Regions from separate parts of the Homo sapiens genome. Here region 2 is linked to region 1. Evidence: chromatin loops called from intact Hi-C (ENCODE). Cell type or tissue: endothelial cell of umbilical vein. All regions are shown on one strand. Region 1 overlaps CCDC171 (coiled-coil domain containing 171). Region 2 overlaps PSIP1 (PC4 and SRSF1 interacting protein 1).

Region 1 (2,500 bases):
TCATTGTGGAAAAAAAGTTATTTCTAAATGCTGACTTTGAAGCCTTAGAACAAGGGTCCCCCAGAGGTTGTAGGTATAAAGCATGATGCATACTGTAGCAGAGAAATTATTATGTTTAGCCCACACCAGAATGAGCATTATCCCAGATGGGCCCAATGCTAATTTTTTCTTTAAGAAAGTATAAAGGATAAGGTTCTTGCCCTTAAAGAACTGAAGTCAGTTTTCTCAGTACCTAGTATACTCATTTTAGTTTCTGTAAGTCAAAAAAAAGTCTAGCCAGTCACAAGGAAATAGCCCATAGGATTGAGAATAAATGATTTTAAAAGCTAGCAAAGGACCAAAATCTCACAAACCACAACTAAAGAACTTACTCATGTAACCAAACACCTCCTGTTTCCCAAAAACCTATGGAAATAAATTTTTTTAAAAAAAAAGCAAATAAAGGGCACAGAGAGAAAAAAAACAAGGCTAACAATTTTAAAATATTTTCTCAGATTCCAAAAAGCATATATGCTTCTTTATCAAAATGATAGTCATATATTTTGTTAAATGCAGAATATTCAGTGATTCTATAATGAATCGAAAATTCAAGTTTTCACTTCTTGTATATATATTAATTAGTTAATTAATGATCTAGTTTTCACTCCAAAAATCAAAAAGAGGTTCTGTTTTTCCTGCTTAGAGCAAAACACAGGGGGTTGAAATAATAAACTGGAGATCATGTCTTTATTTTCACAACTTCTCATTTTAAATGAAATGTCAGAAAATTATAAGGTGCTTATTATTACTGAAACTATCAATTACTCAGTAAGGACAGCAAAAAATCTTCAAATCTTTAAACAAACTCCTTCCAAGAGTAGGGTTTGTTGATAGACATAATGAAATTTAAGCCTTCTTAATAATTTTTTTAAATCTTCTAGTCCAATGAATTAATTCTCAAATCCAGCAGAGGGTGCTAGAGGAACATCAACATGCTGCTCAAAAAAATTTTTTCCAATACCACCTAGGAGAACTAGTGTAACATTCATAAACTGTTTCATAGGCATCCAATCCTAATGTAATCAACAAAGAAAGGGCAGAAAGCGGAACAAAATTCTGGTTAAAATGCATATATATATATATATATATATATATATATATATATATATACACACACACACGTGTATATATATATATACGTGTATACATATGTGTATATATATACACACACACATATATGTTCATATATATACTACAGGTTAATTTAACTATATACAGCTTTGCCTATAATACAGGTATTACACTGTATTATGTACTATACACTACGAACAACAGTCCTTTTTTTTTGTTTTTGAGACAGAGTCTCACTCTGTCTCCCAGGCTAGAGTACAGTGGTGCAATCTCAGCTCACTGCAACCACCTCCTGGTTTCAAGCAATTGTCCTGCCTCAGCCTCCTGAGTAGCTGGGACCACAAGCACACACCACCATGACCAGCTACTTTTTGTATTTTTGGTAGAGATGGGGTTTCACCATGTTGGCCAGGCTGATCTCGGACTCTTGACCTCAAGTGATCCGCCCACCTTGGCCTCCCAAAGTGCTGGGATTACAGGCGTGAGCCACTACGCCTAGCCAAACAACAGTTCTGTATGTAACACAAAGTTATCACATATTTTGTCATTTATAAGCTGACTGCCATGTCCTTTCCTACAGCAATGTACTGCCAAGAGATTTTTATTTTAGTAAATAGTAGGTGTTACTCTACCTCTTTTTTGGTGTAATTTATATCTCACTAAATCATATTAAGCCCAATTAGATCATCTAGTACACTTAAGAAAAGGGGGTTTTCAGTCTTTCAAGAGGGCAATATAGAGAAGAATGTCTCCTATCCAACCCTTTGATACATGTTACTTTATTATAAACCAGGAATGAGCTGAAGACTCCAATTCAGCAGCAGAACTAACCAAACATACCCAGATGTTCTCCACGTCACATTTGGTTCTATGGTTTCCATGGGCCTCTTCCAAAAGTTTCACAAAAGTTATGAAAACATATGTGTACAATGAATGTGCTGAAAGATTGAGTAAACAAAACAGTTTCTACTACATTCTGTTATCCCCAAATATATTCAGCTTAGAGGATTTGAACTTAAAACAATTAGTCAAGAAGAAAAACTGAGATATGAAATTTAGTCCACCAAAATAGACATCAAGAAAAATGAGATGAATTATCATGAGTACATACTAGTTAATGATTTCCTCAGGAGTGTGTTGTATGTTAGTTTCCTCATTAGTTGCACAAAGTTTACCCCAAACGTATCAATAACTTGTATAAATAGAAAATGATTATTTTTCCAGATTTTATCACCTGATAATTCCCTTTAATAGATGTTTTCATAAGTAATAAATATAGTAATAATCCATCTACAAAAAGGTGATTCCAAGGGACTGAATCATCATAGACTGATTAATTCTACGATGCTTATTTTAATGATAAGTGTATTTTATTTTGTTACATTTTAAT
Region 2 (2,500 bases), 140 kb after region 1:
TGTCCTAAGTTGGGCACACTGGGACATGTCTGTAGTCCCAGCTACTCAGGAGGCTGAGGCAGGAGGATCCCTTGATCCCAGGAGTTCAAATCTGGCTTGTAACATAGTAAGACCCTGTCTTGGGGGGTAAAAAAATTAAAAATAGTGCGCTTACTCTATGTTGGTTTCAGTTTCCACTCTTCATATACAGTTGGCCTGCTGTATCTGTGGGTTCTGTATCCATGGAGTCATCCTGTCACAGATTGAAAATATTTGGGGGAAAAAGATGGTTATGTCTGTAGTGAATATGTATAGATTTTTTTTCTTTGTCATTATTACCTTAATGCAATGTAACAACTATATAGCATTTACATTGTATTAGGTATTATAAGTGATCTAGAGATGATTTAAAGCAGCAATGGAAGACAGTTTTTTCCACGGGGGTTTGGGGGGATGGTTTTGGGATGAAAACTGTTCCACCTCAGATCAGCAGCCATTACTTAGATTCTTATAAGGAGCACTCAGACTAGATCCCTTGCATGTGCAGTGCACAGTAGGGTTTGTGCTTCTGTGAGGATCTAATGCTGCCACTGATCTGACAGGAGGCAGAGCTCAGGTGGTAATGCCTCCCTCCTGCTGTGTAGCGTGGTTCCTAACAGGCCACGGACGGGTACTGGTCCTTGGCCAGGGGGCTGGAGACCCCAGATTTAAAGTATATGGGAGGGTGTGCGTTTTATATATATATATATATATATATATATGCTGTTTTATATAAGGGACTTAAACATCTGTGAATTTTGGTATCTGCAGGGGTCGAGGAAGGATAATCCACAGTCTTACGGATACGGAGGTACAACTGTCTAGTCAAAGAGATCTTTATATCTCAGTCAGATCATGTCATTTCACTGAAAACCTTCAGTGACTCCCTATTTTAACATTAGCAGTGAATCAAAACCAAAAACTACCTACAAATGATATTTATAAAAACCTATACGAACTAGCCCATGCTTACCTCTCCAGCCTCATTACATTTTTCACCGCTTTTTTCTATTGTAAAAATAAGCCTCATCTTATCTCAGGTCTTTTGTTTTCCCTTTGCGGGGAAGGTTATGCCTTCGGATATTTGAAGTCATTTAGATCTTAGCTCACATCCTCCTCCTCGTGTTTATTTTCCCCACTGCAACAGTGACTGAATTTTTTTTTTTCCCCTTTTCTCTTTTTTTCACCCACACTCGAAGAGCTGGATCAGCAGGGACCTTGTCTATCTTGTCATCATTAACTTAAGTGCCTGGCACTTAGTAGCTGTTAAATAAATATTTGGTGATTGAAAGCTTTGTGCACTAGATAAAGTCATTTGTTGATTATGCATTTGCTGTCCATTAGCCAACGTTTATGTAGAGCAACTAGATCAGAAGTTTGTTTTTGAATACTGACTGCCATTTACCTGCTATATAACCTTGGGCAGGTTACTTATATTTGTGTTTTTTTTCTTTGTCATTTGTAAAGTGGGGATAATATTATCTTGCCTCAGAATCTTGGGATGCAAATAAGACATGACATGAATAATGCTTAGAACAATGCTTGGCTATTATTTATTTAAAATGTTCAGCTTTGGCAAACTTTTATTTCATTTTGGGAACAAGAGTTGTGGGGATTTACCCATTTTTCCAAGACTTCTAGTAGTATTTATTAAATTGAAATGAAGCTCAGTTTGAGTTTTGGTGACTAATTACCTTTGCTAATTCAGGGACTATTCCTACCTAGTTCTGTATCTTAGAAGTCTAGGAAATTTAAATAAAGATATTTTGCTGTTTTTTCCTCCTTACTGCTCTTAATTGTCTTAATGCAAAGAAGTTGGGTGCTCAGTTTTAGGAACTTTAAATATACATCACAGGCTGTTTTAAAACCCGTCTAATTTATAGTTTTAGGAGTGAAGGTCAGTGCAGAGGTACTGATAGTGGTGACAAGAAGAAAATAAAGTAATGAATCTTAGGATAGGATTTTTTTCTTCTACACTAGTTCTTCTGTACAAGTTTCATAGCTGCACGTATTGGTGTGGGACTTGTATGGTTTCTCTTAAATTTTACACCAAATAATGAGATGAACTGTTTATTCATCTCTTTTTTTTTTGGAGACAGAGTCTTGCTCTGTCTCCCAGGCTGGAGTGCAGTGGCAGTGGCGCAATCTCCGCTCAAAGCAAGGTCTGCCTCCTGGGTTCATGTCATTCTCCTGCCTCAGCCTCCCAAGTAGCTGGGACTACAGGCGCTCGCCACCACACCCAGCTGATTTTTTGTGTTTTTAGTAGAGACCGGGTTTCACCGTGATAGCCAGGATGGTCTTGATCTCCTGACGTCATGATCCTCCTGCCTCGGCCTCCACAGTGCTGGGATTACAGGCGTGAGCCACCACGCCCAGCCCTATTGATCTCTCTTTACCAGCAGGTTCATGAGAAATAGTGCGTGCATATTCAGTTGTCTGTTGAATAATTTTTCTGTTATAGACTAATACATGCTATTATAAA

The links. Hi-C counts contacts between places; a loop is a spot of excess contacts. Peaks named below come from ENCODE experiments on the same cell type or tissue, not always from the same donor. Only the 100,000 strongest peaks of a DNase experiment are listed, where the experiment ranks them.
Region 2: a loop joins it to region 1, with 8 times the contacts of the local background. A loop is called at or near these places in 1 of 110 quality-filtered maps.

Annotation. Positions count from the first base shown.
Region 1 is chr9:15,640,993-15,643,492 of GRCh38, reverse strand. The region is part of intron 7 of CCDC171 (coiled-coil domain containing 171); the gene reads right to left. Among named protein-coding and RNA genes, the nearest start is that of CCDC171, 89 kb to the right of the region's middle. In endothelial cell of umbilical vein, a CTCF peak has its summit at 943 (motif pointing right); a DNase peak (open chromatin) is centred at 972.
Region 2 is chr9:15,500,081-15,502,580 of GRCh38, reverse strand. All of the region lies in intron 3 of PSIP1 (PC4 and SRSF1 interacting protein 1), which reads left to right. Among named protein-coding and RNA genes, the nearest start is that of PSIP1, 9.6 kb to the left of the region's middle. In endothelial cell of umbilical vein, no CTCF peak of the experiment used is centred here; a DNase peak (open chromatin) is centred at 1,200.